Linked DNA regions of Homo sapiens: region 1 is linked to region 2. A link is an interaction called in ENCODE POLR2A ChIA-PET data of the cell type or tissue named here. Cell type or tissue: B cell. All regions are shown on one strand. Links, peaks and the distances in the headings refer to the core of each region. The heading gives the core; the rest is flanking DNA.

Evidence for each region. Peaks named below come from ENCODE experiments on the same cell type or tissue, not always from the same donor. Only the 100,000 strongest peaks of a DNase experiment are listed, where the experiment ranks them.
Region 1: POLR2A ChIA-PET joins it to region 2 with 6 read pairs; 1 of 35 experiments calls an interaction of 5 or more read pairs at or near these places.

Annotation. Positions count from the first base shown.
Region 1 is chr15:90,434,645-90,450,966 of GRCh38, reverse strand. IQGAP1 (IQ motif containing GTPase activating protein 1) reads right to left here. Exons shown (of 38, transcript NM_003870.4): 6 at 11,568-11,635; 7 at 10,352-10,465; 8 at 9,283-9,461; 9 at 7,489-7,573; 10 at 2,231-2,394; 11 at 1,324-1,408. Among named protein-coding and RNA genes, the nearest start is that of IQGAP1, 55 kb to the right of the region's middle. RefSeq lists a silencer at 13,703-13,903. In B cell, for the core only: no CTCF peak of the experiment used is centred there; no DNase peak of the experiment used is centred there.
Region 2 is chr15:90,615,574-90,631,895 of GRCh38, reverse strand. It overlaps CRTC3 (CREB regulated transcription coactivator 3), which reads right to left. Exons shown (of 15, transcript NM_022769.5): 8 at 13,928-14,013; 9 at 12,106-12,155; 10 at 5,903-6,120; 11 at 2,364-2,662. It overlaps CRTC3-AS1 (CRTC3 antisense RNA 1), which reads left to right. Exons shown (of 4, transcript NR_120372.1): 4 at 11,743-11,887. Among named protein-coding and RNA genes, the nearest start is that of LINC01585, 36 kb to the left of the region's middle. RefSeq lists an enhancer at 11,041-11,090. In B cell, for the core only: no CTCF peak of the experiment used is centred there; a DNase peak (open chromatin) is centred at 11,375; H3K4me3 peaks cover 327 bases; H3K27ac peaks cover 1,639 bases.

The DNA of each region.
Region 1 (16,322 bases), core at 11,024-13,523, 180 kb after region 2:
GCTAAAAAGCTTCTGCACAGCAAAGGAAACCAACAACAAAGTGAAGAGACAACATATAGAACAGGAGAAAACATTTGCAAACGATCCATCTGAGAAGAGAACAATAACCATAATATATAAGAAATTCAAACAACAGCCAAAAAAAAAAAAACAAAAAAAAACCCCACAAATAATCCAATTTTTACATGGGCAAATAAGCTGAATAGATTTTTATCAAAAGAAGACACACAAATGGCCAACAGGTATATGAAAAAATGCTCAACATCATTAATCATCAGGGAAATACACATCAAAACCACAATGAGATACTTTCTCACCCCAATTAAAATGGCTTTTATCAAAGACAAAAAATAACAAATGCTGGGAAGGCTGCAGAGAAAGGGCTCATACACTGTTGATGGGAATATAAATTACTATAGCCGCTACGGAAAACAGGATGGAGAGTCCTCAAAAAATTAAAATAAAACTACATATGATTCAGCAATCCCATTGCTAGGTATATGGCCAAAAGAAAGGAAATCAGCACTCCCATGTTTACTGCAGCTGTATTCACAATAGCCAAGATATGAAATCAACCTAAGCGTCCATCAATGAATAAATGGTAAAAAAAAAAAAAAAAAAAAAAAAAAAAAAAAAGGTAGTGTATACACATAATGGAATATTATTCAGCCATAAAAACTGAAGGTCATTATGTTAAGTGAAATAAGCCAGACACAGAAAGGCAAATACCTCCTGATCTCACTCATATATGGGAGCTAAAAAAGTGGATCTCACAGAGGTAGAGTTGACTGGTGGTTCCCAGAAGCTGGGAAGGGTAGTGGGGAGGAGGACATAGAGAGGTTGGCTAACGGGTACAAAATTACCATTAGATACAAGGAATAGGTCTAGTGTTAGATAGCACAGTAGGATGATGATAGTTAACAATAATGTATAGTTCAAAACAGAAGAACTGGAATGTTCCCAACATCAACAAAAGATAAATGCGTTAGGTGACAAATATTCCAATTACCCTGATTTGATCATAATACATTGTATGCATGTATCAAAATATCATACGTCAGTGCTTCTTGGTTGGTGTCAGTGCTTCTTGGTTGGTTTAAAAAACAAAACACATGTACCCTCAAAATATGTACAACTATTACACAGCAATTAAAACCACCACAACAACAAACTGGAGGAACCCTCCTGCCACCAAAAGTACCTGGCAGTTGGTTATGGCTAGTAGGCTCAGAGTGGGTGATGACGATGACAGAAGCTAACCTCAGACCCTTCAATAACACAAAGCCACAACTTTCCTCCCATACAATTTCAATGGACTCTTACTTCTCTGATATTGCTGGGCAGCACTGTTTGCAGCATCCACTCCAGACTGCAGCTCCTCCTTCTGCAGGGGGTCAGTCTGACCACTCTGAGCAAAGCAAAGAAAATTATGTAAAGATTACTCATTCCTATGACTCCAGGCCTTAAGGTTCTCATCTCTCAAAAGCAGTCACTAGGGACAGAGAGAGCCATAGTCATAAGTGACAGCTCAGGCTACATGCAGCCAAGGTGGCAGCCCCAGGTAGAGCCAAATGCCTTTGCCAAAGCTGGGGTAGAGTGACTTTACAGATACCAGTACATTCTTAAACATATTACATGAAAAGCCTCAAAAAGTTCTAAGGAAAAAGTGTTTGTAGAATCTTAAGCACGTTAATGCTACTTACTTTGACCAACGTACGCTGGATATTTGTAAAATGTATACTTGCCCTTATTTAGACAAAAAAGAAAGCCCCTCATGTTTGTTCTAAAAAAAAAAAACCCACGAAATACAATCCCACACAAGCTACCCTGACTGCACAGTAAGTACTTTTCCAGCTTTGGCCAGAGCAAACTAATAAGGTGCAGTTTTTTTTTAAAGTGCAAATTCCTGACGTAAGAATGCAAAAATATTCAGGTTTTCCCCAATGTCTTTTAGTTGGAGAGAGAGACAGCTGAAGTGAAGGAGTGATTAGACTGGGGATGGGTGGGTATTGTCTGTTTATCTTAAAAGAGGATTCATAGCTCTAAAAGCAAAAGTGAGCTGAAGACAATGTGTATTTTACCTGAGGATTTTTTTTTAAACTAATTTATATGCAGAGGAAAAAGTCGTATTGGGGGAAAAACAAAGGCAGCATATATATCTTTAAATGACAGCATGGGATTCGAATGGATATATACAAACTCTTGCAGCTTCAATCCAGACTATGTTTACCTGTCTCTTCTGCTGTTTATCACTCAGGAGCTGCTTCAAGTACCAGTCGCTATTCTGTTGCTGCAGTCCTCGAAGCCCCAGGGCTGGTGACTGCAGAGCCCTGAACAAGGCCAGTGCATCTCCTTGTTCTAAAGCCAGGTCGATATTTGCTAATGCAGAAAATGCTGAGGAAAAAAGGCAAAAGCTTGTGAAAGGACTATGTTAACAGAAGAGCCTAGAATAGTTTTCCTTCCCCAAAACCAATCTCAGTTCCAGATAAGGAAATATAACTCAGAGAGCCTTTACTCTGTGATTCTCAGAAGCATAAGATCTTGGGATTGGAAAAGAACCTTAGAGTCATCAAGTCCAGGGGTTCCCAACAAGCTATTCATCAGATTTCATACAGATTCCTGGGCCACACTCCCAGCCTACTTAAAAACTTCCAAATGTAGACAGCTCAGCACCAATATGGAGCCACCAATCCAGACCAACATGACGCTTAAATTCCCTTAAAATGCCAAGTAGTTGTCCAGATTATACTTACAGACTACCAAACAGGAGAAAGTATCTCCCGTGGCCACTTACTACATCTTTGGACAATTTTGTTTCAAAAATATTTTTAAAGCTCCAACCCTAAAGTTCACACTGAATACATTCCACTGCCCCTCCCTATGACAGCAAATGCCTTACTAGCAGCCTTATTTCCTTTAACCATGTCTTACATAGCACCATTTTGAATCCTCTCATTACCCTGATACTTCCTGAACACACTCCACCCACAACAGTCAGTGCCCTGCTATCAAGGGTGGTCCAACCTGTGCAGAGTGAAAGGGGTCATCTTCCCCTTTCCACATTCTCTCTTCTAATCATAGAACCTGAGGTCACACAAGCTCTATAATACAATACATGACAATGAAAACCCAGATGTTCCTTCATCTGAAAATGATAATGAAGATACCTTCCGTCATAGGAATATTTTTAAGATTAAATAAAATCATATACATAAAAGCACTTTATATATTGTAAAAAAAACAAAACAAAACAAAAAGGTATTCTTAGCCTGAAAGACAGAATAAGATAATTTCTGATTTCAGAAATGATAGCCACTAAGGAATCATAATTACTTTTTTACTTTCCGTTTCCTTATTTTTTGAAGAGAAAATGCCTGTCCCTACCACCACTCACAGATAAACATCTGATTTTATCACAGTAGCAAAAAGAAATCAATAAAATACCAAAAATAAAAATATCTGGGGCATAATAGTACTTATCAATTGCAAATGTTTTCATTAGTAAAAAACAAAATAAAATTAATAAGCTGTTATAAAGAAAATCAAAACAGCCCAAGGGAAAATAAAGTCTCAAACTAGAAAATGGGAAGTAGGGGCAATGAGGAGACTAGAACTATTTAAAAAAAGGGCGGAAGAAAAGGTTAAAACATTGGTATGGATGTGAGGTCTCACTGTAGGCTCCTAAGATACTGTTTATTTCTTCCTAATATTCATACCTGCCATTCAACTGAGCACCATACCAAGGTGGTGGCTTCTCAAGTCATGTCTGCAGGTATATGTGGCTGTTAGCCAACTAATCATCCATTCCTTCAATGATATTTACTGAGGATCTGCTATATGTTGCAAATATAATTGTGAAAAAAACAAATATCCTGTCCTCAAGGAGCTTTCATAGTAGCTAGGGACAGAAAATAAAATCAATGTAGATAACAAACTAGACTTTCTCTAGGTATATAGCATAGAGTCTTAGATTATCTATCTACAAAAGCATCTAGTAAATTTTGCTTTTTCTAGAAGTGTACACATACTACTTAAATATGTAAATATTAAATGAATATCTATAAACATTTATATTGCAAACATAATAAAGTGTGGAACATTACTTAAATACTTTCTCTCACTGAACTTTAGTTATATAACTCTAATTTTCCTTAGTCTACTTAACAAAAAATAAAATAAAAACTTTTTCTAATTTTTAACTGCTTGGCCTGCAGCTTTCTCCTGGGGCAGCATCAATGGCCTCATTGCTGTTTCGAATGCTCTAGGCAAAGAATCTTATCTATAATTACATTAATTCCTGGAACCCGAAGTCCCTATATCCTCCTGGCATCTAACTTTCCTTTGCCTCAAGACTTTCTCTACAATTAGGAAAAGACTGTCCTTTTATAGGGAATTCTGCCTTATCCTCACCCTCTTATCTATCCTAAGGATCCCTGTGAAGATCCATGTACACTGAAAACCTGCTCAAACTTCTAAGCAGAAGTCATCATTCCCTTCTTTATTCTATGACTGCACCACATGTGCTCTTGGCATCTTGCTCTAATCAAGCTGCCCTAAAAGTACTCATTTGTATGTCTATCTTCCCCACTATACTGAAAGGTATTTGAGGGAATTTTTATTATTTTGCTCCTCTGACTACATAATAATAATATGAATAGGACATTTTAAGAACATATTATTATTTCCTTACATGTGCTCACAACTGATTCTTATACAATTAGCAAGGTAAAACTATAAAGGTTATAAAATACCAAACAGTAAGGTAGAGAAAAATCCCTCAGTAAAACAAAAAATATTTTATGTACTCTATGCAACAGGAAACATCGTGGACTTTCTTCTCACAGAGAACCAACCATAAGGACACTCCAGTTTATATTTGCTGACTTAAGGATTAATACAGATTCAGCACAAGATACCATCCACACTTGAATGGATTATTCTGCTAGGAAGGTCATTATCCTAAATGAACCAGAAGGTAGCAGAATACAAAGAATGCTGGTCATCCACTCAGGAGGCTGAGGCAGAAGAAATCTCTTGAACCCAGGAGGCAGAGGTTGCAGTGAGCCGAGATCGTGCCACTGCACTCCAGCCTGGGCTCTGTCTCCAAAAAAAAAAAAAACCCAAAAAAAAAGAATGCTGGTCAGGACTTAAAACTCCAATCCTATGCAATTGGTAAAATCTTCTAAATCCTCTCTAGTTATTAGTATTAGTTCAAATGAGAAATTTGGCCCTCCAAATGAACAATGAGAACAATTACTATTATTATTGTTATGAGTATCTTGAGCAAAACAAGATTAAGCCTGACCTAGTTGGTTGAAATCAAACCTTTTAGTTTTTTTGGTGAGTCTAAACCTATGCTAGGAATTAGGAGGACTTCAAAAGAAGCAGAATACGTAATCTCTACTTTAAGGAGTTTACAAAGATGTCAGAAATAAAGATCAAGCAATACAAGACAATATATAATTAAGTGCAAATTTATAGGGATGAGCCTGTGTACGACACAGGAGATTTGAAAGTCAACCATATTGAACTGTGACAGGCACTGAAGTGAAAATTGAACTGGATCTTGAATGATGGGTACAATTTGGATTAGGAAGAGATGAGGCATGAAGGCATTACAGTAGGGAGATTACATGACATAGCGATAATATTAATGTTCATTGAGTACTTACTAAATAGCAGGCAATTTACATACACTATCTCGTATTATATGTCTAACAACGCTACTGCAGGTGCCCAATGTTACACAGCTTTTAACAGAGGAACAAGAGATCAAATACCAGGTCAGTACCACTTCAGAGCCAGATTCTTTTTTAAAAAAAAAAAATTAATTAATTAATTTTTTGAGGCAGGGTCTCACTCTGTTGCCCAGGCTACAGTGCAGTGGTGCGAACACAGCTCACTGTAGCCTCAACCTCCTGGGCTCAAGCAATCCTCCTGCTTCAGCCCCCAAGTAGCTGGGACTACAGGCGCATGTCACCACGTCCAGCTAGTTTTTGTATTTTTTGTAGAGACAGGGTTTCGCCACATTGCCCAGGCTGGTCTCAAACCTAAGCTCAGGCAATCCACCTGCCCTGGCCTTCCAAAATGCTGGAATTGCCTGGCCCAGATTCCTTTTAAGTCATAAAATGTACAGAATGAGTATGGGAGGTAATTAGGCAAATGAGCTTCTACAAAGAGCTGTATGCATGAAATATTGCATAAAGAACTGCACTAGGCTAGGGATCTGCATTTTGTCTGGCAAGTATGAAGTAGTCATGGTGAGTTCTTTAGCAGAGTAGTGACAAAATGATAATTTCAATAAATTAATTTCCCAAAAGTAACACATATATAAAAGTCAATATTAAAAGTATAATCTCATTTTTGTTTAAATATGTTTTGGAGGCTGGGCAAGGTGGCTCATGCCTGTAATCCCAGCAATTTGGGAGGCCAAGGTGGCAGGATCACTTGAGATCAGGAGTTTGACACCAACCTGGGCAACAGAGCGAGACCCTGTCTCTTCAAAAAAATTTTAAAAATCAGCTGGGTGTGGCAGCGCATGACTGTAGTCCTAGCTACTAGAGAATTTGAAACAGAAGGATGGTTTGAGCCCAAGAGTTTGAGGCTGCAGTAAACCATAATCGCAACTGCAGCCTAAACAACAAAGTGTAACTCTGTCTCTTAAAGAAAAAAAAAAATATATATATACACACACACACACACACACACACACACACACACACAGTTTTGAAGGACATACAAAAAAATGCCAGTAATGATTATTCCTAAGTGATGATTATTTCTAAGTGAAGGAGTCTAATTTTTGTGGTTTATTTTTTATTTCTAGACAGCTTGCATTATTCTTTAAAGGAAAAACAAAAATATAATGTTACTTTAAAAAAATAGAAAAATATTTTTTTTTTTTTGAGACAGAGTCTCACTGTTGCCCAGTCTGGAGTACAGTGGCACCATCTCAGCTCACTGCAACCTATGCCTCCCAGGTTCAAGCAATTCTCCTGCCTCAGCCTCCCAAGTAGCTGGGACTACAAGAGCACGCCACCATGCCCGGCTAATTTTTGTATTTTTAGTAGAGATGGGGTTTTACCATATTGGCTAGGCTGGTCTCGAACTTCTGACCTCAGGTGATCCACCCGCCTTAGCCTCCCAAAGTCCTGGGATTACAGATATGTAAGTGCTGGGATTAATCAGCCACTGTGCCTGGCCAGGAAAATAATATTTAAAAGCATGTAATAGGGTGAAAGAGTGAAACTGTAGCCAAACAGACTACTATGATGCTACTGTCAGTGTAGGAACAAGCGGCTGACTGAAGATAAATAATTAAAACGGAGGCATAGAAACACAAAAGATTGTTAACAAGCAATTATTGCTAAACAAATCCACGAATGTCTAAAGTAAGTAAATCAAACTATGTTGTAAGTCCCAGAATAGATCAACATTCACATTATATTATAATATCCCTTTAGGTGCCTGATTCAGGAACATACTTACTATTGACTTTGTTTATATTGCCTTGAATTTCAGCTTGCGTGAGCAGCTCCTCATAAACATCTCTTTCTCTCTCTGAGTTTTCTGTCTGAGGATGAGTAAAAAGCGTAATTAAGTTAGCTTAAGGTGTCTAAGAAGACCACATAAATACACGTGTGCTCCTCCTGCACCATAACACTACCAAGAATATGGGTGTAGCTTAAGACCCTTTATAAAGAACAAAGCAGGCACAGTAACTCATGCCTGTAATCCCAGTGCTTTGGAAGGCCAAGGTGGGAAGATGGCTTGAAGCCAAGAGTTTGAGATCAGCCTGGGCAACATAGCGAGACCCCATCTCTACAAAAAACTTTTTTTTATTAGCCCAATGTGGTGGCACATGCCTGTAGTCCCAGCTACTCAGGAGGCTGTGACAGTAAGATTGCTTTCCCCAGAAGTTCAAGGCTGCAGTGAGTTATGACCGTGCCACTGCACTCCAGCCTAGGTGACTGAGCGAGATTCTGTCTTTTTTTTGAGACAGAGTCTCACTCTGTCACCCAGGCTGCAGTGCAATGGCACCATCTTGGCTCATTAAAAACTCTGCCTCCTGGGTTCACGTGATTCTCTTGCTTCAGCCTCCTGAGTAGCTGGGACTACAGGCGTGCACCATCATGCCCAGTTAATTTTTTTGGTATTTTTAGTAGAGATAGGGTTTCACCATATTGGCCAGGCTGGTCTCAAACTCCTAACCTCAAGTGATCTGCCCGCCTTGGCCTCCCAAAGTGCTGGGATTAGGGGCAGCACATCCTTGCCTCAGATCTGAGCAGAATGGGCACATACAGATCCACAATCCTGGAGTCTCACTGGTGACATAGGCAGAGGCAGGGCAGCAGCTACTTGCCTGCAGGCCAGTTTGGCACCTAACTGGGAAACTGAAATCCCTGCTCTATGATAAGAGATACAAAGAATGTTCTGAGAGCAGGATTGTCTTCGTTTTGTCATCAACCACTAATTTTAACAAGGGGTGGATAAATTTGTGTGAAGTTTTTTTTTTCCCCCCCGAGACGGAGTCTCGCCCTGTCTCCTGGCTGGTGCAGTCTTGGCTCACTGCAGCCTCCACCTCCCAGGTTCAATAGATTCTGCTGCCTCAGCCTCCCAAGTACCTGGGATTACAGGAGCCCAACACAACGCTGGGCTAATTTTTGACTTTTAGTATAGATGGGATTTCGCCATGTTGGCCAGGCTGGTCTCAAACTCCTGACCTCGGGAAATGAGATCCTCAGATTCAGTTTTTTCAAGTCAGAATCATTTAACTAACTTCCACATACCCATAACAACTGTACACAAACATTTTACCCCAGAGAATCTGGGAAAGAGGAAAGACTATGTTAATATTTAGAGATAATCTTTCCAAAGGGCACTATTAATTTTAATGGCTACGCTCTAGAATTTTATTTATATAAAATTCAAGAAGCAGAGGTCAAAATGGAGCCTCACACCAAAAGATTAGATACTGCATCATTCCATTTGTATAAAATTCTTAAAAAGGTCAATGGCAGCAATAGAAAATAGACTGGTAGTTGCCTGGGCTCAGGGGTGTGGGTAAGGTGGAAACTAATTGCAAAAGTGCACTAAGGAACTTTCTGGGAGTGATGGTTAAATGATCACATATACTTTTCAAAACTCAAACTGTACATTTAAAATCCGGTGAATTTTGTTGTATGTAAACTGCATCTCAATAAAACTGATGTTTAAACTGGAGCCATATCAAATGACGGAATAATATAAATTAATTAGAAAGAATAGATGTTGCATTTTTACCCTGTTTTTAGCATTTGTCATTTTGTCCTGCTTAGCCTGGTAAAGTATATCCTGGTAAGTGGATGCCAAGGGCTCTTCAAGATTTACAAGCATGGCATTCGGATTTTTCAAAGCTGCAAATGTGTCGGCTGGAATTCTACGGTCAATAGCTTCATTAATAGCAATAACAGCAGCATGTACTAAAAAAAAAAACAAAAAAACAAACCAACAAAAACACTGAGATTATATAGATTACAGGATGTATATCACAACAGAAAGCAACATTGCACCCCCCATTAGAGACAGAGGCTCCTTTTCACAGAGAAATAACAACTGGGGTTCGAAGACTGGCTCCCTGGGCCAGGCTATGAGCCTAGCCTCTTCCTTACAGTATGCAAAGCCACAGCTCCATCTGTGATCCATGTCTGGGATGGTGAATTTAGAATCTCACAGAGAAACACTCATAAGAGAGCCTTGCAAGGAACACTTGCTCTGGAGATATCTGCCTTAATTACCAAGTAAACACCATAAAACAATAAGAAACTCAATGAGCCACGGAAATGTAGGACTTCCTTTCTTTTTTTTTCTTTTTTTTTTTGAGACAGAGTTTCACTCTTGTTGCCCAGTCTGGAGTGCAATGGCATGATCTCGGCTCACTGCAACCTCTGCCTCTTGGGTTCAAGTGATTCTCCTGCCTCAGCCTCCCGAGTAGCTGGGATTACAGGTGCACACCACCATGCCCGGCTAAATTTTTGTATTTTTAGTAGAGACGGGGTTTCACCATGGCCAGGCTGGTCTTGAACTCCTGACCTCAGGTGATCCACCCGCCTTGGCCTCCCGAAGTGCTGGGATTACAGGCGTGAGCCACCACGCCCAGCCAGGACTTCCTTTCTAAATGCTTTCACTTTAATCAGAATTAATCATGTATTTCCAAATAATAACAGCATGGAAGACTATGTGTTTACAACTACATCTGTGGACTTAAACTTGCTGGCAAGATTCATAATGTCCTAGATCATCACTATAGAATTAATTATTGGAAATAGTGGCAACAATCCCAGTTGAACCCACAAAATTTCTCTCTTCTTACATGCGGCTTCATCCACTGACAGTTCATTAGCCAAGATGCCCCCAATCTTGCTAAAGGCAGGCATCTGGATGCCATACTTCTCCAACTCAGTCTTCATGTTGTTGATTTCTTCTTCTACAGGAGGGAATTAATAATCAGTCAATCAAGCTAAGCACCCTTCCATAACCAAGAGAAGGAAACATATTCCTCAACTATGCAATGGGATAAAATGGCATTTACCTTTTAGGGTTTTATAAGGATATAAAGATACAATGTATGGAAAGCACTTAACACAGTAACTAGTATATAAAATGTAGTCAAACGTTATTATTATCAAGGGCATCAAAAATAACTATAAAGTGAGAAGGTCCTACAGGAAATAGTTTTTCAAAATTGCTACTTATGGCATTTCCTACAATGAACTTATAAATGGAACAGCTTTAACGTGAGCTCAACAATAAGTGAATCACAAACTAAGTCAGTTATCTCAGTCTTTACAATCATTAGCTGCTATTCAACAATTTCATTTCTAAGGCAGAAAGCCAAATGATAAAGAAAACATGTAAGGTCTGGTCCTTTCCCCAGGTCTGGTGAATAACTTCCCTGGAAGGAAAAAATATCATGGACAAAAACTTTCTTACCAATTTTTAAACTTTCAAGCCTACAAAATAATCACCACTTTGAAAGACTTGAATCTATCTTACCCTTAAACAGTATTACCACTGCCCTTTTTCTCCCCAACCCCTCATCTCTTCAAGCATCTGGCTATAGCAAATACACATAGAAACACCCACCCAAATAAGCTTAAATTTTAAAATTACTAAATTGGCATCTTTGTGTCATCTCACTCCCCACTCTCCCTCTTGCTTTGCCCACAACAGATGCTTGCTGGAATGGAAAGGGAAAGATAGTTATAAAGCTTTTTTCAACATACCCGAACATTTAGTGTTATGTGTTAACATTATTATGTTTTATATATGTTAATGTTATCCCCAATTTACATATAAGAAAACTGAGACTCACTAATCATGTTCACATTATTAAGTGAGAGAACAGAGCTTGAAATTTCAAGTTTAGTGTTCTTTACCCCACATTAGAGAAGCAAGTTATTCGTATTTTTTTCACCTCCACTGCCAGTGTATTTTTAAAGCCCTAGGTCTTCAAAATTGGTACTGCTGGCTCTCCAGGCTATTTCCACATAATTCAAGCATTTCCTGCCAAGTATCTAACTCCTTACCTGTGAAGTCAACCTTTCCATATAGGTCTTGAATCTGAGGGGCCAGGCCTAGCTTGAACAGGTACAAACTAGAAGATACAATATGCAAAAGGTTAGGCCTCCCAGCTGTGCCTAGCTGCCACCCTTAAAAGGCGAAAATCAGCATGAAGTATAAAATAGAAGTATTCTGAACACTGAGACTCCCAGTACCTACGACAGTCTCCTTTGTAGTTACAATACGCTATTTACCTCAGTTTTTTTTTTTTAGTTTACATGACAACATTGTCCTAAAAAGTCACATAACACAATGCAAAGAGCACTGGACTGGGAGAAATCAGTAGGCACAAATTAAAGTCCCGGTTCTGGCACAAACTCAATGCATAATTAGATGTTAATGGCCAGGCACAGTGGCTCATGCCTGTAATCCCAGCACTTTGGGAGGCTGAGGTGGGCGGATCACCTGACATCAGGAGCTTGAGACCAGCCTGGCCAACATGACAAAACCCTGTCTCTACTAAAAATACAAAAATTAGCCAGGCGTGGTGGCATGTGCCTGTAATCCCAGCTATTCAGGAGGCTGAGGCAGGAGAATTGCTTGAACCTGGGAGGCAAAGGCTGCAGTGAGCCGAGATCACACCACTGTACTCCAGCCTGGGCAACAGTGTGAGATTCCGTTTCAAAAAAAAAAAAGATGTTAACATTAATGTTAATATAATGTGAAGTGTCTCTTCATTTGTTTGCCTTCCTGTAATCAATAAGTTTTAAATAATAAGACATTTTAGAAAAGCTTCATAAAAATGATTCAGATGGCAAATCTTACTTAAACTGAATTCATATTACTGATGGAAAAGTTTAATCCAGGTAATTTAACAGTTTTAGATAAAGAATATTTCATATATTTTTACTTTTTAATTATCAGGTTGGTGAAAATTATTTTTACTTTTTAAACTTAAAAAAAAATCAACTAGACTCTAAGCTTCATGAAAGCAGGGACAATACAGGGCTCATTCACTAATGTTTACCCAGAGCCTAGCATATATTAATAAACATTAATCAATATTTGACAGATGGATGGACGGATAAATTAATGTCCATAAGCCTGTGTTATTAAGTGGATTCTAAAGCCCTAACTGATCAGAATCAATAAATTAGAAGAGATCAGAAGGGTACTTTACAGATACTGACAAAAGCAAGATATTGACAGTTTAAAGTAAGCAGGGAAATAAGAAATATATAAGAAATAAATCATAGAAACTTAAAGTGGTATACAGTTTTTGTAAATAATCTATAAACCTCAATATCATCTAAATACAAACACGCATCATGTACACTGCAATCACAGAACTGATCAAAATTTAAATTGTATATAATAAACCCAAATGTATAATAGAAAAACAAAAATCAAGTATTCTCAAAACACACTAGAATTTATACATCCACAGAAGCTAAACATTTTCTCAGAGAAGTGCAAGTATAAGTCATGTGTATATGATTAAATGCTTTTCTTTCAGGTAAAAGACTCAAGATGGATATATAAAGCGCCTGTCTCAGAAGATTTTAAATGTATTCAAAAAATTCTCCAGACTGGGTGTAGTGGCTCACACCTGTAATTCCAGTACTTTGAGAAAGAGAGGCAGGAGGATAGCTTGAGGTCAGGAATTCAAAACAGCTTGAGCAACATAGCAAGACTTGTCTCTACAAAAAAAATTTCTTAATTAGCCAGGTATGGTGGTGCATGCCTGTAGTCCTAGCCATTTGGGAGGCTAAGGCAGGAGGATAGCTTGTGCCTGGGAGGTTGTTACAATGAGTCAAGATCACACCTCTGCGTTCCAGCCTAGGCAAAAGAGTAAGACCCTGCCTCTTTAAAAAAGAAATTCCAAAGCAAAATAACTAATAACTTTCTATATATTTTTATACATTTTTATATATTTTTTATATATTTTTCTCACTAATACATCACATCTGCATTCTTAATTAAGAGAATATTTTTCTCCAAGAATTTCTTTCTCATTTATTCCTACTTGGAAATAGCGAACAAGAAATTTTAAGAAAGTTCAAGAATGTTGCTGATATGGTTTGGGTCTGTGTCCCTGTCCAAATCTCATGTCAAATTGTAATCCCCAGGTGGGGGCCTGGTGAGAGGTGATTGGATCAATGGGGGCAGGTTTCCCCCTTGGTGCTGTTCTCCTAACAGTGAGTGAGTTATCGCTAGATTTGGTTTTTTAAAAGTATGTAAGCACCTCCCCACCTCTCTCTTCCTCTTGTTCCTGCCACGTGAGACGTGACTGCTTCCTCTTTGTCTTCTACCATGATTGTAAGTTTCCTGAGGAGGTCTCCCCAGCCATGCTTCTTGTACAGGCTGTGGAACCTTAAGCCAGTTAAACCTCTTTTCTTTATGAATTACCCAGTCTCAGGTATTTCTTTATAGCAGTACAAGAACGGACTAATACAGTTGCTTTCACAGTACCAGGAACACTGACTTAGCTTTTAATGTCTTTCAGTGGTAAATTAAAGGTGCTACAACCGTATCACTGGCTAATATAAAAAGTAGACATGGGCACCATCTTTCTTTTAACTCTCTTTAATTATTACGAGTATTTTATGGAGACACTGGAGCTATGAAAGGATTCAAAACGGCCAGTTAAGTCCTCTTACCCACAATCAAAAGTACTTAGCTTCACACTGAAACTTATAAACCCTAATGGTGAACAGCACTTTCCAATCTTTGCTCCTGCTCTCCCATGCCTACTTCTACAAATATACTGTTAGGCACTATAATGCGTCAGCCTGTAACTGCACTTAGATTTATTTTTCTTATTTCCTACTTAAGCTGTACTTTGTAGCAATGGGCAGAAGGAAGCTATGTTAATCTATCTGGATTCTAATTATCTTTTCTGTGAATGGTGAGTAACCTAGAAGTCACTATGCCAATCTCAAAGATTATTAATAAAGACCCTGAAACACAGCAGGTGATTAGGAAACAGAATCTACTACAGGTCCACAGTCCCTTATCCAAATTCTTGGAGCCAGATATGTCTGAATATTGAATTTCTCAGATATTAGAAAGTGTATTTCTATTTACAGTGTATATGGTATCATAAAGTATCCCCAGCAAGCCCTGGGGCAGCATCCTCAATCCAATCCATTACTTTCTGCAGAGAAACACACAAACATAATCATACTAAGGAGACAAATGAGCTTACACCAAACTTAGTATACAAGTATTTTGAGAATGGAAAACTGGGGTCTTATCTGAGAGTGGAATGTTATCTACAAAAGTAATTTAGTATGATTAAAGTACAGTGACTATCTCTGGAATAATGCCAATCAAGACTTTAGAGGAAAAAAAAAAAAAAAGGCAAGCAGGGAGGAGACAGAGAGGTAGTATTTTTCTGTCACTGTTGATCCAAAGGGAGATGGAGCCTTATCCAATATAGCAAGGTGAGGAACCTGCTTTGAACATGGCTGTGTTTTGTGGTAAAAGAAGGCACTTTCAGCAATTATAAATACTTCCTACATATTATCAAATGTTGCCAATCCACCCTTCAGGAAAAACACCATAAAAAAGAAACCATAAATCACGAAACACACTGCTCTATATATACTTTCTAAGCACAGACTACATATTCAAGAGAAATGGAAAACAATAGCAGACTTCCTCTCTTTCTCATTCTGACTCTACCACTAGGAAGGCATAGTTAATTCTTTAGGCTCTACTACAGAGAATTTGAGGGCCTGGAACCCAGGTTACACTGCAGAGTAGTGGCTACACAACTAGCAGAGAGGAATTCTGCTTCCACGTTCAGATATCCATTGCAGGTAAGGCCTTCACAAGATTATCAACATGGACAAATCTCATGCAACACTAAGCCAAACAAAATACTCAGAATTAATCTGATCTGGACTCAGACACACATATTTGGTAATGTTTTGTTTTGTTTTTTAGAGACAGAGTCTCGCTCTGTCATCCAGGCTGAAGTGCAGTAGCACAATCATAGCTCACTGCAGTCTCAAACTCCTCGGCTTAAGTGATCCTCCCACCTCAGCCTCCAGAGTAGCTAGGACTACAGGTGAATGCCACCATGCCTAGCTAATTTTTTATTTCTTGTAGAAATGGGGTCTCGCTACGTTGCCCAGGATGGTCTCTAACTCCTGGCTTCAAGCAATCCTCCCACCTTGGTCTCCCAAAGCACTGGGATTACAGGTGAGAGCCACTGTACCTACCCAGCCTCAGACACATATTTGAAATTGCTACATTCTCAACACGAGATCCACAAGTTCTCAGCTATATTCATTCTTTCATATGTTTCACACTGATTCCAATGATACCACAGATCTAGTACATGTTTGCTCAAGAAACTGGAGACAATAGTCTTCTTATAGATCAGTATTATATACCTACTCCAATGTAATTAACACTTAGCAAGCACACATAGAGGATGCCATATAAGAAGTGCAGCCCAAGCAAATATCTCACTCATGTCCCACTTGCTCTGCCATCTTCTTCTTTAGTCCTGTGGCCATCAAGTAAATCTGCTAAAATACTACACTACTGTACCACAGGTTGAGTATACCAAATCTGAAAATCCAAAATCCAAAATGCTCCAAAATCTAAAAATTTTTAAGCACCAACATGACCCTCAATGCTATAATTGGAGCATTCTGCATTTCAGATTTGGCATGCTCAACTGGTAAGTATAATGCAAATACTTCAAAATCCAAAACACTTCTGGTCCCAAGCATTTCAGAGAAGGGATATTCAACCTGTATAAGCAT
Region 2 (16,322 bases), core at 10,121-12,620:
AGGGCACAGTGGCTCATGCCTGGCACAAGGCACACTGGCTAATTCCAGCCCTTTGGGAGGCTGAGGTGCGAGGATCACTTGAGCTCAGGAGTTTAAGACCAGCCTGGAAAACATAGGGAGACCCTATTTCTTTCTTTTCTTTTTTTAATTCTAATTTTTTTTTTTTTTTGAGACAGAGTAACTCTGTCACCCAGGCTGGAGTGCAGTGGTGCAATCCTGGCTCACTGCAAACTTCCACCTCCAGGGTGCAAGCAATTCTCACGTCGCAGCATCCTGAGTAGGTGGGATTACAGGCGTGTGCCACCATGCCCGGTTAATTTTTGTATTTTTAGTAGAGATGGGGTTTCGTCATGTTAACCAGGCTGGACTCAAACTCCTACCCTCAAGTGATCCGTCTGCCTTGGACTCCCAAAGTGCTGGATTACAGGTGTGAGGCACACACCCAGCCCAGGGAGACCCTGTTTCTACAAAAAAATTAAAAAAATTAGCTGGGTGTGGTGACATGGGCCTGTAGTCACATTTACTTGAAGAATCCCAGCTGAGGCAGGAGGATCACTTGGGCCCAGGAATTCAAGGCAAGGGAGCCGCGATCGTGCCATTGTGCTCCAGCTTGGGCGACAGAGTGAGACTTAAAAATTATGAAATGTCCTCTCACCCTCGCCCAAAAGAGATCACTCATACGATCAACACGCCACGGCTAGTAATTGGTAAAGAGTGACCAATAACAAGATCCTCTAACTCTCCGTTGTGTTCTGTCAACTCTTCCTTCTAAATCATTAATTTATGGCGAGGTGGTGAGTAGTTAATGATGCTGTAATAGGCCGGGCGCGGTGGCTCACGCCTGTAATCCCAGCACTTTGGGAGGCCGAGGCGGGTGGATCATGAGGTCAGGAGATCGAGACCATCCTGGCTAACAAGGTGAAACCCCGTCTCTACTAAAAATACAAAAAATTAGCCGGGCACGGTGGCGGGCGCCTGTAGTCCCAGCTACTCGGGAGGCTGAGGCAGGAGAATGGCGTGAACCCGGGAAGCGGAGCTTGCAGTGAGCCGAGATTGCGCCACTGCAGTCCGCAGTCCGACCTGGGCGACAGAGCGAGACTCCGTCTCAAAAAAAAAAAAAAAAAAAAAAAAAAAAAAAATGATGCTGTAATAGACAGAGGATGTGACAAAAGGTTGAAAACACATTCCTCGATGATTATGGTATAAGGAGAACCACCTCTGAGTTTAGAATTTATAGGATGTTTCAACCCCTGTGTTTCTATAATGGGCTTTTCTTTTCTTTTGAGACAGGGTCTCACTCTGTTGCCAGGCTACAGTGCAGTGAGGCTATCTTGGCTCACTGCAGCCTCGACCTCCTGGGCTCAAGTGAGCCTCCCACCTCCGCTCTGGAGTAGCTGGGACTACAGGCGTGTGCCACCACACCCAGCTAATTTTTCCATTTTTTGTATGGGTGGGTGACTTTTAAATGTGCCTCTTTCTCAACAGACTTCTTTTCATCCTTATAAGAGATATAATCCTCAACATACTTAGCATTTCATGAACAATAAAAGTATTGTTTCTCAAATCTGTAGACAATTAGGGAAGAGGTCTAATTCATTATCAAAGCTTCAGGAAGGTATTAAATGTTTTCTTTGGCTTTCCCCTATGGCTTAATGTACTTAGAGAGTCAATGACTGATTTTCCATGCCAACTTTGAAATCCTAACCTGGTTTCCCTCAGTTGCCTTAGACTTACCTGGATGGCATTCTCTATATCCTACCGTTCCTCTCAACCCCAAGTTTGTGAGTTAGTGACTACAGATTGTTCAACATTTGCTTAAAGAGTAATCAACACAGCAAATCTGCTATTATTATAATAAAAAATCATTAATTAGGCTGGGTGCAGTGGCTCATGCCTGTAATCCCAGCACTTTGGGAGGCCACGCTGGGAGGATGGCTTGAGTCCAGGCATTTGAGACCAGCTTGGGCAACATATCGAGAACTTGTCTCTACAAAAAAATCAAAAAATTAGTCAGGTATGGTGGTGCATGCCTGTGGTCCCAGCTACTCCGAAGACTAAGGTGAGAAGATCGCTTGAGCCCGGGAGGTGAGGCTGCAGTGAGCCGCGATTGTGCCACTGCACTCCAGCCTGGGCAACAGAGTGAGACCCTTTCTCAAAAAAAGAAAAGAAAATCATGAATTCATTCTGCATTATTGACACTTCTGCTCTGATTTCACATATAAGAGCGAACAGACTGCACTTGAGACCTCATGGGTGCTTGGTGTAATAATGAGTGTAACCCAAAATAGTAAAGAGGAGGAATGCACTTCCTATATCTTGCAGTCTGTTTCACTGTAGTGGTTGGTCTGTCTGTGTGTGTTTACCTGGGAGGTAGGATATGGGGCCAGTGGGCTGGTTGAAGACAGCTGTCTGCTGAAACCTTGATGTGCTTCAGGGCCAGGAGAAAGCGTGAGAGGGCTGACGGGAGGCTGCCGACGCCGAGACGGGCCGCTCAGGTTTGTGGTGGAAAGAGATGGGTTGCTAAGGGAAAACAGACGGAGCGAAGGGTGAAGAGCAGATGCGTTGGGAACAGATGTCTGTGGGTGGTTATTTAAGGAAGAGGAAAGCACAGTCTTATTGAGCGTGGCTTGGATGGAGGGGTTACTCCGAGAACTCTGGAGACCTGGAAGACAACAAATTCACAAGTTACTTATAATTTCAGACCAAATCTTTTGTATTCCAAAAATGAAAGAAAACTGTCTACTGTCACATGCGATGATGATTCTGTAGGTAAAGGAGCTCCTGGACAGCTCTCCTACAGGGACTGCATCCGATGCACCAATGGCAAGGAAAAGATGCCCCTGCACTAACAGAGATGGGGCCACAAAGATGACAACGATGTTTTCCCATGAGGAGGGAGATCACGTCAACAACCCCTAGGTGAGCAAAACTAGGTAAACCGGGGTAACAGAGGCAAATATTCCAGGTGCTCGGCCCAGACCCAGGGAAAGGACCCTAGGGCTGTACAACAAATTCTGTTTAGAGCCCCGGAAGGTCTCTGTCCCAAGCACACTGCCTGCATCCCCTGCTACCTTTGGAGAACATCCTTCCACGGCGAGTCATGGCCCTTGGGGAGCTGTCTTGGTGGTCTTTAATTACCCTTAGCACACTAGGGAGTCACAGGAAGGGACACTTCCCTGTATCTCCCACCCCAGGGTCCCTCTTTGATTTTCTGGTTCCCAGGAAATTGTTCATCACAGTCTATACCAACTCAGGGAAAAGGAAGTTTTTGCTGGTGCTTTATTTGGGGGACAGGGGTGAATTTGATCATGAGCAAGGAAATTTGGGAGAGAGATCTTTGCAGCATAGGCTGCTAGGGCATGAGCTCCCAGAAACTGGGGATCCTGTCCTATGCCCTGCTGGATCCTCAGCACCTGGCACAGGGCCTGGCATGGAGCAGGTTCGCCCAGTGAATCAATTATTCGGCTGCTGCTGCTGTGTGTATCTCAACTGGCAATACCTACGTTTTAACCTTCAGCCCATCTTTCTTGTACCAGCAGGTGGGGTAAGCAGAACTATGTGTTGTTTCGTGTTGACAAAAAATTTAAGTGTTTGATAAAAGTTACGAAAAGGAAGAAATGACAAAAATCCAGCAGCTGGCAAAATTATTATTATCACTATTATTATTATTATTTTTTTTGAGACAGAGTCTCGCTCTGTCACCCAGGCTGGAGTGCAGTGACATGATCTCAGCTCACTGCAAGCTCCGTCTCCCGGGTTCACGCCATTCTCCTGCCTCAGCCTCCCAAGTAGCTGGGACTACAGGCATGTGCCGCCACGCCTGGTTAATTTTTTGTAATTTTAGTAGAGATGGGGTTTCACCGTGTTAGCCAGGATGGTCTCGATCTCCTGACCTCGTGATCCACTCGCCTCGGCCTCCCAAAGTGCCGGGATTACAGGAGTGAGCCACCGCACCCAGCCTAAAATTCTTAAAAATAATTTTGCCGGCTGGGCGTGGCTCACGCCTGTAATCCCGGCACTTTGGGAGGCCGAGGCGGGTGGATCATGAGGTCAGGAGATCAAGACCATCCTGGCTAACAAGGTGAAACCCCGTCTCTACTAAAAAAATTAGCCGGGCGTGGTGGCAGGTGCCTGTAGTCCCAGCTACTGGGGAGGCTGAGGCAGGAGAATGGCGTGAACCTAGGAGGCAGAGCTTGCAGTGAGCCGAGATGGCGCCACTGCACTCCAGCCTGGGCGACACAGCAAGAGTCTGTCTCAAAAAGAAAAAAAAAAAAGAAAATACAGAAACTGACATTGGTTCTGACATGTTCTGGATAAAATAGTGCTTTTTTGAGAAGACAACCAGTGACTAAACATAAGATCTTCAGCTTGAAGCAAAGTGTCAAAGGCTGTACTGGAAAATGCCAGCTTCCCTGAGACCCAAAGGAGCTATGTGCTGATGCTGCTTTACTTCTGGGACCCTAGATATCTTCATACATTGAGGATTCACCCAAAAGGTGAATTGCCCAGACTCTGAATCTGGGCATAAAGGTTTCGAGAGTTTCTCCTGTGAAGCAAATATCAAATTTCTCCTATGAAGCAAATGTATAAATATCAAAACTGAGACTCAGTCGATGAAAAACCTGCTACTATTAAGGATACTAAAATGACCCAAAAAACAAAAATAAAGGTGTTCTCTGAAATCAATTCTTCAAACCTAAGATTGTGTTGCACCAGGCAGCATCACTGCAATCATTAGAAAAACTTCCAGGTGACCCCCCCTGAAGGGGACCACTCTCATTTGGGTGGTGAGTTCTGATTTGCATGGATGAGTCTCAGAGTGAAAGGCAGCAAACACTGCTTTCACCTGGAGACCATCACTGAGCATCCCTTCCAAATGAAATGCTCCACAACACAATTCTGGGTAGGACTGTTACGGCCAGGGGCTGTACTGCACCACTGGGAGTAAGAGGATTATCACCTGCCCTAGACATTGACAAGGGTATGTCAGTGGTGGCTCACGCCTGTAATCCCAGCACTTTGGGAGGCCAAGGCGGGTGGATCACTTGAGGTCAGGAGTTCGAGACCAGCCTGGCCAACATGGTGAAACCCTGTCTCTACTAAAAATACAAAAACGATTAGCTCGGCATCGTGGCACATGCCTGTAATCCCAGCTACCCTGGAGGCTGAGGCAGAAGAATTGCTTGAACCTGGGAAGCAGAGGTTGCAGCGAGCTGAGATCGTGCCACTGCACTCTAGCCTAGGTGACAGAGTAAGACCCCATCTCAAAAAAAAAAAAAAAAAAGTGTCAGGCTTCAAACAAATGTAGTCATAATTTCAATATGGGGTCTGAGCTGTGGACAATCAAACCCAGAGAGTAACACCCAAGTCCCATTATGGGTAGCATCTTTATATAGCTAATGCTACATCTTTAACTGGAACTGTGGGGGATTTCTACTTCACACACAGATATTAAGTATAAATATTTTCATCATATCCACTGTAAATTTTCTAAAATGCAGAATATTGCCTTTAGAAATCTAATGGAAAATGAAAGGAATCCAGAGAGATGGCCTAAATTATAAATTATCATATGTTGATGACAGCCACTAATACTGTTCAGCCAACACGGAGTGGATGCTTATTTCTTGGCTCCCATATCTTATTCCCCAAGTCCCTGGATAGAGCAGCGAGTGAGGATGATAAGGAATGAGGTTCAGCAGAGCTGCCCCAAATTCATCAACCCAGGAGAAACAGAAACATCCAAGAAAAATGTCCGCAGGGTCAGGAGATACAAGAAGGTACATTATCATCTCTAACTGGGATGCAGTCATTCTCATTCAATGATTCACTGAACAGGCCACATGGGTGGGGACCACCTATGATTAAGCCACCAGGTCACTGCTAAGCAGGAGATACTCACCAGAGGAGCTTCTTATACCCAGGTGGGTCATAGCAGCTGGGATGTTGTTCACACTATTCCCCACACTCATACTGCCAAAGTGGTGGTCGGTGGTGTCCAGGGAGGCTGGCAGGGGTGTCGAGTAGTGGAGGTTGGTTAGATCTGGCAATGACCCTCCAGTGTTCAAGGTCCCCAAGAAGGGTGAGAGGCCTAGGTTTTGACCATTATGTGGAAAAGCACTGAAAAAAGAAAGATTAAGAATGACTTTCTACAATGTATTTGGCTGTTGGGAAACCAAACATGGCTGAAACCTTTTCCTTGTCAAATAAGAGCAGTGGCTACAAAAGACCGAGGTCCTGGTGCGGCCTCTCTGATTCTGAGAACACTGGTGCTCGGCTTAACCTCTCCGAAACACATATCCTCACCCACTACCTGTGCCCACATTACAGGAATACTAGATTAGGGTCTAGAATAATCAAGACCAGATTAGATTATGGATGCAAAAGTATTCTGAAAATTATAAACCACTCTATAAAATGTGAGGCACTGCTATTTATGTAGTTCTTTTTGCTAGATTTTTAAGTTATCTTTGCTACCAGAAAAAGTATCTCTGAGTAACTAGCTACCTTCCAATATACCTTCCAAGATATATTTTTAAAATTACAGTCTTCATAAACTTTAAAGTGACAAAGAGATGTTGCCATTCATTCATCACAATCTATGGGCTAGGCACTGTGTGCCAGGCAGCGGGCCGCATGTTGGCGGCACCATGATGAACAAGCAGGGCGAGTGTGTCCGCCGGGGTCAGGCCTACTCCTGAAATGTACAGGCCTGGAGCAAGAGTATAAAAGAAGGCCCGCATACCATCTGTTTCCATTTTTAAAAGTTATAAATCAAATGAACAAACCCTTACATGAACTTTGTTCTATGTGTCTATCCTGACATATTATACCTTCATAATAGCCTGTGAAGCCAGATTTACATGTAGAATTCTCAGACTTCTTGGAGTTCTGTGCCAGAATGCACAGGGAGACAGCCTGGCCCTCAGTCCACGTCCCCTTCTCTTCCCCCTAGTTCTGTTCTGTACTGCAGTACGCACATAGCTATCCCAGCCTATGCAGCCAAACTCTGTCCACACCCTGCTGACTCTCTAGCCACCCCCCAGGCCTAGTGCGTATACACTGGTGGTACGTTCCCTTTGGGAATGAAGCCCTCTCAAGGGCGGGGCCCCAGGGAGGGGCCTGCTAGCCAGGTCTGAGAGGACCTTGTTTTGGAATTCACAGATGGGCAGGAGAGACAGCCTGGGAAAGCAAGTAACTGCAACGTGGCAGGAAGCGCGCTATGCTGGGTTTGAGAAGGGGTGTGTGTAACCAGTGCATATAAGTGACACCGGGAGCAAAAAAGCAGGAGTTGTCCATGTCAGGATGGGCTGTGGAGGGGACGGGTTTGCCATGGATGTGACACAGTGTGTGCGTGGAATTAAGAGTAGCTGGGCATGGCTGAGGTGTCAGGTGTCAGGGCAGAGGGTGAGGAGGGAGGGTGGCACATGGGGAGGGAGAGGCAGGCGGGAGAGAATGTGCTGTTCTCAGGAGTCTGGATCAGGGACTGTGGAAAGAGGGAGGCCAGGTTAAGCTGGAGAATGGCGTTTCAGAAATGTCACTGTGGTTCCAGTGTGGAGGATGGCCTCAGCAGGCAGAAGGAGAGGCAGGGAGAACCAATTAGAAGGACCACCTGCAGTGGTCCAGGGGTGATATAGGAAAAGAGCAGTGAGGGTGACGCGGAGGAGAATGCGGGAGAAGGTGCCACCAGCCAGGAGCAGAGGGAAGTCACGAATCCTGAGGACACTTCATTCCCTCCTGCACACATCAGCAGAGCACCTCCCAGGGGCCAGCCACTGGCATCAGGGCTTCAAGAGACTGAGCCATAAGGAGCATAACCGGCAACATAATACAATTCAGTAGTGCAGTGATAGAGCCTGGAGGGAGGCCATGTGGAGGGAAGCCCAGCTGACCTGGGGAGGCTTCCTTGGAGGACATCTGAGCTTAGTTTAAAGGCTAAAGAACTCAGGTGATCTAGTCAGGAAAAAGATTTCAGGCAAAGCTCACAGCATGCGCAAAAGCAGGGAGGTGTGAGACCACATGGTGTGCCCTCAGAACTGTGAGGATTCAGACCACGGGAGGTTGAGTTTAGGAGGGCTGGTTAGTGGTGGGAGATGGAAGTGGAAAAGCAGGTAGAGAGCACCCGAGGCTGGGACTGATGAGAGGCTGACACGACGCCAGTGGAAGGCTGGACGCGGGGTGGGCAGTGTGGTGGGGGAGAGGTATCAGCTTTTCTTAGGACAGCGTGGCTAACAGACTTGGGGAAGGGGTCTTGGGGTGCACGGAGCAGGCCTGGAGGTGGAGAGGCCGCTATGACTCTGCTGAACGCTCCAGCAGGAGGCCACGAGCGCAGGGAGGGAGAGGCAGGCTAGACTCTAGAGACAGGGAAGTAGGACTCAAGAACAACTCTGGGGCCTTTAGCCTGGGGACTGGTGGAGCCCCTCACTGAGACAGGGGACACTGAAGATGTGAGCAGATTGGGAATGAGGGCAGGGGTATGGATGAGATCACGAATTCTATTTTGGCTTTGAGTTTCTGCTCACTAGGAAGACATGCAGCAGGGATATTTCTCTCTCAGTTACGTACAGGAGGCAACCGACATTCTCAAGGTTCCACTGAACAGCAGAGGTGGCAGCCAGGGCATGGTGGGCTGATGATGGGTAAGCAGGAAGGAACACCTGAGAGTAAATATGCTTTCAGAAAGCATGGCGGAGAATTCTGGAGATGAGGGACAGTTAACTAGCAGAGAAAGGCCTCCACAAATCCAGCGGGAGGAGGGCCAGGGAGTGGTAAAGTGGCCGGCCTGACTAGGAGGGACCTCGGTGTCCCTAGGACCAGAGAAGGGTGGTGACGGGGGAATCAGTGGCAGAAGAGAGCTGAGCACTCACTCCTGCCAGCCTCGCCTCACTTTTCTTGGTAAAAGTAGGACTGGGCGAACTGTGGAGTTTTGGAAAGAAATGAGGCAGCAGGAGAGGTGTCCAACCGGAGGGTGAGGAAGAAGGCTCATTTTGGTTGTAGAAAAACTGAATATAAATTTTGTCTTTTTATTTTATTTTGTGTTTTTTTGAGACAGAGTCTTGCTCTGTCGCCCAGGCTGGAGTGCAGTGGTGCGATCTTGGCTCACTGCAACCTCTGCCTCCCGGGTTCAAACAATTCTCCTGCCTCAGCCTCCCGAGTAGCTGGGATTACAGGCATGTACTACCATACCCAGCAAATTTTTGTATTTTTAGTAGAGACAGGGTTTCGCCATGTTGGCCAGGCTGGTCTTGAACTCCTGACCTCAAGTGATCGGCCTGCCTCAGCCTCCCAAAGTGCTGCGATTACAGGCATGAGCCACTGCGCCCAGCCTGAATTTTGTCTTAGATGGCTGGAAGTATGGAACTGTTTATAGGGTTAAAGATCAAGGACTAGAAAAATAAAATTGAGACCTCAGAGCCCTCAACGTGACAGCAGATGGGCTTTCTGACTGAGAAGAAAGATCCATGGGTGATCAGGTGGGAGTGAAGGCAGAGAGAGCAGGGGCGCGGCAGGGAGAAGCGTCCAACAGCACAGAGCAAGGATGGAAAAAATGTGACCACTGTGAAACAGGTCATTAGTAACGTTCACACAATTCCTCTGCAGCTGGGAGAAATACAGGTGGTTCCTTTCCAAATATAGTTACTACCTAACGGAGTCACCACTGATCTAAGGAAAGTAATGCGCCCCCCGGTTCAAGACCCTCTAACGACTCCCATCTTCTCTGCGTCAGATCCAAGCAATACAAGCCTCCTTGAACTCCAGGCCCACTCCTGCCTTGGGGTCTTTGCACTTGCTGTTCCTGCTGCCTGGAGCCCTCTCTGCGTCGCTTCACACTATCAGAAAGGTTTCCTCAACGCCCGCTGGTGGCTGCCTGTCCACCTGCCACAGTTGCGTCTCCTTCAGTGCATTTACCCACACATGACTTTTGCTGTGCTTTGCTTATTTGTTTCTGCCCATCTTGCTCTACTAGATTATTAGCTCCTCGAAAGCAGGAACTTGATCTGTTTTGTTCATTGTTTAACCCAGTGCCAAGAATTAGGGGGTCAATAAATATCTGCATGACTAGAAGTCACTGAATGGAATTCTATCTGTAAAGTAAGAGCAAGAAAGCAACTTTCTCTACCTAAGAAACACCTGCTTTAAAACTCTCCAGGTTGGCCAGGCATGGTGGCTCACACCTGTAATCCCAGTGCTTTGGGAGGATCACTTGAGACTAGGAGTTCAAGACCAACCTGGCCAACATAGCAAGGCCCTATCTATCTTTAAAAACAAAACAGGCTGGGCATGGTGGCTCATGCCTGTAATCCTAGCACTTTGGGAGGCCAAAGTGGGTGGATCACCTGAGGTCAGGAGTTCAAGACCAGCCTGGCCAATATGGTGAAACCCTATCTTTTCTATAAATAAAAAAATTAGCCAGGTATGGTGGTGCACGTCTGTAATTCCAGCTACTTGGGAGGCTGAGGTAGGAGAATCGCTTGAACCTGGGAGGCAGAGGTTGCTGTGAGCCAAGAGCATGCCACTGCACTCCAGCCTGAGCGACAGAGCGATACTCCATCTCAAATAAATAAATAAATACAAACAAACTAACTAAACAACAACAACAAAAACCTCTTGAGGGCTAAAGTACTGCAGCCCAATTCTATAATGTTAGGCTTTCAGAGCCTGAAGGTTATCTGATGGTTAAGCCAAAATTGATTCTTGAGGAAAATGTTTGTTTTTGTTTTTGTTTTTGTTTCCAAATTTCCATTTTACCAGGAAGCCCCTGAACCAGACTAGGTTGAGGGAGACTCCCTTGAGGAAAAGCTTGCCCCTTCCATGGGAATGTCCTGCACCTCTCGGCGGCCTGTCTTTTGTTGGGCATGCGTCCTGGCAGGCTTGCCCACTTTCTGAAGCAAACATCAACCCGTGGCGCAGCTCAGCAAATCACCTGAGTTTACGTTTAACCTGCCAGAAAGAATGTCTGAGCTCCAGGTACTCAGTAGAGAGTGCCTTGACTGCGCTGCTGTGAGATACTCACAGGAAGCTCTGTTGGGGGAAATCACATTCAATGACTGCTTGAAGTGGATTTAGTTCACCCACTGACCCACTGGTGATTGTATGTACTAAGTCAGATCATGCAAGAATCCCATTTCCAAACCACATTATTTTGGCCCTGCAGCCTTGCTGTTTCTGAATTGGCTTCAGTTCCAAGTGGTGGGACTGCTCTCACGGACACTATGATAAACAGCCCCAGGAAGCCTCCTTGGGGCTCTCTCAGGACACAGCCCATCGAGTTCCAAGGGGTCCTCTCTGTGAACCTCCCCAGCAGCTGTCTGTACCGTCCCACGCAGCACACCAGCCGGCCCTCCCAAGGCAGTTTCTGTTAAGGCAAGGGCCTCATTATCTCTCTCATCTCCTCGTTCTCTCTTAGACTCAACTTCCTCATGAACTTCCTTTTTCATTTGCTTGTACTATATTTTTGTAAGTTGTCTCAAACCTTTTAGGGAGTGAAGTTGCATACTATTAAATCCACTAACAAATTAATGGTTTCATAGAAACTTTTTTGTATTGCAAATGGAAAATATATTTATCTTCCATTTATGTTTTTAAATTGTTGTAAAATAAATATACCATAAAATTTACCATTTTAACCATTTCTGTGTGTACAGTTCAGTGACATTAAGTACATTCACAGAAACTCTCTTAATTAACTTCTGTGCCATTAAGCTGCCAGGTGAACTGATGCTTCCCTTTTCCCCTGGCCAGGATGTCACCGATGCCCACAGCCTGCCACAGCTCGGGGCTGGTAGGCTCCTCTCGATTCCTGCACGTTTCTGCTTCTGACACTGCTTCTACCCGGAGAGTTGTGTATTTACCAAGAGTCAGTTGTGTGATTCTCAAACATACTTATGTAAGTTTTGTTTGTTATTATAGTCATGTAATTTAATTAGTTTAAACAGATGAAATATGAGTATCAAAAGAGAGTGGCTGTTTTTATGAAAATGCAGTTGACTTTCAATTTATGCATAGCAAGTTACGTTTCTGAGAGTTCTGTAACAAAGCAGCGAGACTTTTGGGAAAAACCTTCAGGATAGTCCCTGAAACACGAACAGAAAGAATATTACTTACTTGCCACCTCCAACATCACAGGATCGAGGGCGTCCTGACAGGGACTGAATCTGAGAAGAGACAATGAAAGCTGGGCTTACTCGCTGTAAAGCCAAATTCAAGTTTTTGAAAAGTGTCTTCGTAAGGACCTTGAGGCTCTAGTGGGCGCAAGTGAGAGCTTGCGTGTCGACAGAGTCCTCACACAGCAGCCTTTTAGGTTTTGGCATGACTTTTTTAAACTCAAACTTCCAGGCCTAAGGGAGGCATAATATTAATACATTTTCCTAATTTGATGCCTTATCAATTTACCTTCTGGATTAACATTAAAAGACCAATGTTTTACACATAGAGCTTTTTACGGAGTTTCACTCTTGTCATCCAGGCTGGAGTGGCAGTGGCACATCTCAGCTCACAGCAACCTCCGCTTCCTGGGTTCAAGCGATTCTCCTGCCTCAGCCTCCCGAGTAGCTGGGATCACAGGCATGCACCACCACACTCGGCTAATTTTTGTATTTTTAGTAGAGACGGGGTTTCACCATGTTGGCCAGGCTGGTCTCAAACTCCCGACCTCAGGTGATCCACCCGCCTCGGCCTCCCAAAGTGCTGGGATTACAGGCATGAGCCACTGGGTCTGGACGACATAGAGCTTTTAAATAAACATTTCTTTTCCAATTGGCTTGAGAGGAAATGAAATAAATAAAAGAAAAAAGCAGGGTGAAAAAAGAAATGAATGTCAGAAGAAACTAAGCTATTTCAACTAGAATATAAGCTCCAGACGGACAGGAATGAGTATTACAAATCCACAAGAACCAAGGGAGATGAACATCTCTTTCCAGAGACCAGTCCCTGGTACTCAGGGAGGAGGGCACACCACTGCCCTCTTTGGTGGAGAAGACATAGTTATCCTCTGATAAAAGCCTCCACAACCACATGTGCCTCTCACAGCCAAAAGACAGTGTGGTTGCTTCTCCTGTGTTTAAATATGTAAATTTTAAATCATATCTCTTTTTTACTTCCCAAATGATTAAACATCAAATACATCTTGCTTTTACAAAAAGCCTTTTAAGACAACTAATGCTAATGGTGACTCTGGTAGACTTGGCAGAAGAAAATGGAACTGGGCCAAAGGGATCCTAAACAGGTGGGGATAGTTAAGTACACAGGCAATACAAACAATTGCAATAGAGCATCCTTAAGGGCTGGAACAGATTAACTGTTTTCTTTCAAAGTCAACACAGCTTCCCTCTGGGAAGAAAGGCCAAGGCAAGTACCGTGGGACCTCCCCTTTCTTCCACAGTGGGTGAGGTTTAGAGAGCCGAGGTGGAGGTCAGCTAGCACAATTTTAGATACAAATTCTCAAAGGCGCATGGAAATCATAGTAAAACAGATGACTTGTCTACTGACTCTTGGAGGACTCAGGTCAAATGCCCTTGAGTTAAAAAGAGCTATCTGGTATACCAGTAATTCTGGACAGAAGCTGGAGACTGGTATAAAGTGCTGGCTAAAAAAACAGAAAAATCTGCCTATGACTTACAACCAGGTTTCAGAGCTTTTAGCAAAACAAATAAGATATGGAGGACTTAGCAGGGTTTTTTTTTTTTTTTTAAATAAGTCAATTCATATGAAAATTAGTAAGCCAAGAGATCAATGTGCTAATTCATTGACACAAGCGCGATAATTTTTACTTGAAACGTCCTTCCCTTGTATATTCTTATCTCTGTTCTCAGACAAATCTTCTCCTTTTCCCCCAGTTCCTCTTGCTTTCACCTCTGCAGGATTTTTCAATGACCTCTAAGTACAAACATTCAGTGACAACAAACATAGCTGAGTACTGTTCACCCACCTCCTTGGTCTCCCACAGTTGTTTTGGCAGTGGCTTCGGAACATTTAACAGATTCTCTTCTTTCAATGGGCCAGGGAAAGATGCTACTAAAGGGAAAAAAAAAGCAGCACAGTCATTGCATGAGAAGGCAGGAATCCAGGCCGGGCACGGTGGCTCACGCCTATAATCCTAGCACTTTATGGGGCTGAGGCAGGAGGATCGCTTGAGCCCAGGAGTTTGAGACAAGCCTGGGCAACATAGTGAGACCCCCGTCTCTACAAAAAATTTAAAAATTAGCTGGGTGTGGCGGCTCACACCTGTAGTCCCAACTACTTGGGAGGCTGAGGTGGGAGGTCTCCTTGAGCCTGAGAGGCTGAGGCTGCACTGAGTCATGACGGTGCCACTGCACTCCAGGCTGGGCAACAGAACAAGACCCTGTCCCAAAAAAACAAAGACAACAACAAAAAGAGAAAGCATCCATCCTACCTACCTTTGGCTGAACAAATTATCTTTGTAAAAACTGATTTAACAAATAAAATGTTTGACTTATTTAACACACAAAAATGACTCATTTATGGACTGTCTACTAGGGAAGCCACTTTGGGCACTACTGTGGGAGTTGCAGAAATGAGTAAGACATGGATTCAACCTTTCACGAATGTGTAATCTAGTCAGTGGATAAGGGCAACACATAAATAACGATCACTGAAGGAAAAAACGAGTGGAAGCCCGAGAGAGCCGAGGGTATGATGCTGCTGAGAGATGAAGTGCAGAAGAGGAAGAGGCCAGGAGGGCTTTGGAGCTGGGCACTGGGGGGAGCCCTTTAGAGACACAGGAGAAGGGAATTCCAAGAGAGGGGAAGGTAAGAGTGGAGCAACTCTTTTCAACTGGAGTGTAGGCTGAGTCAAGGGGATGGTAGGAAGTAAAATGTAGACAATTGAGGCCAGGGCAGGGGGGCTCTGCAGGCTTGGCAAAGGAGAGAATGGAAGAAGAGGGATGAGGAGAGAACCTGCAACAACGATGAAATGGGGAAAGTATTGAGAAGAGGAGTATTAGCTGGAAGACATGGTGGCAGTGAAGCTCCTTGGTTGTGGGATGGAAATGGGGGACAAAGAGGAACCAACAACCAAGAGGATCTGAGGCTGGGCAGCTGCCGGGACGGCTGTTGGCTCTTTAATGCTATGAAACAACCTGTATAAAGGGACCATTCCAGGGCTTTCTGCTTTAACTCTCTCAGTCGTGCCAGGTAAAACAAGAATGCTGGGTCACAGAACAAGTAAATACTTTTTATTCTCAGAAAGAGACCAGAAAACAAGGGCCAGCCCTCAGGAGTTAAGTGATCTGATGTCAGGAAGGGGATTCCAAGTTAGGGACACCAGTGACTACTCAGAACCAGGAATGCTGTTGAGTTCCAGTGGCCACAGAAGCTCCAGTGTGACTGTCATGACTATCCTGTCTTAGCCCCACACAAGATGGCCGGGTACCCAAGAATAATGGACCCCAGAAAGAAGTCACATGACACAGGGCCCAAACTTTCCTAGTAAATTTTGAGAAAAGACTTTGAAACAAAAACTCTAAAATAAGTTTATCTTGTATTTAATAAAACTGATGATATAAATGCAGTTGTGGACTTCTAGAATGAATTAAGTATGGGTAGCGGTCTAACTTATTTGACAGCACGGTAAGGGGAGGATACAATGCTCTTCAGGCAACCTGTCCAGTACCACCAGGGCAGCAGTCATTTCTGCTAAACCAGGCCATGCTTTGTCAGTGTTCCCAGGTGTCTCTCTTAATCCTGATATTTACATCACTCTCTTTTGAAGAGCGTATTTTGTCAACATCCTTGTTGATTCTCTTTTCTTCAAATGTTACCTGACTTAATCATTAATATAATGATAATCATTGAGACCAGCCTGGACAATGCGGCAAAATTCCATCTCTACTAAAAATACAAAAAAAAAAATTAGCTGGGTGTGGTGGTGGGTGCCTGTAGTCCCAGCTACTCGGGAGGCTGAGGCAGGAGAATCGCTTGAACCCAGGAGGCGGAGGTTTGCAGTGAGCCGAGGTCACACCACTGCACTCCAGCCTGGCGACAGAGCGAGACTCCGTCTCCAAAAAAAAAATAAAAATAAAAATAAATAAAAATAAATAAAAATTGCCCTGAAAGGTACTGTCAAATGCTGGGAAAAGTTTGAAGGACTGAGTAAGGTGTCATCACACACAGCTCAAGGCTACTTCTCACAAGAGGTTGGTTATAAGAACATGGTTGGGGCAGACTCCAGTGCCTTAATGGGGACTGTTTTCTTAGAGTTCATTGTTTTTAGTCCCTTTTCATATCCAAGATTTGTTGGGAATTCTTCGAAGCACTGAAGGAATGCAGTCAACCTTGAAGCCATTTATTAATTTCTGTTCTAGT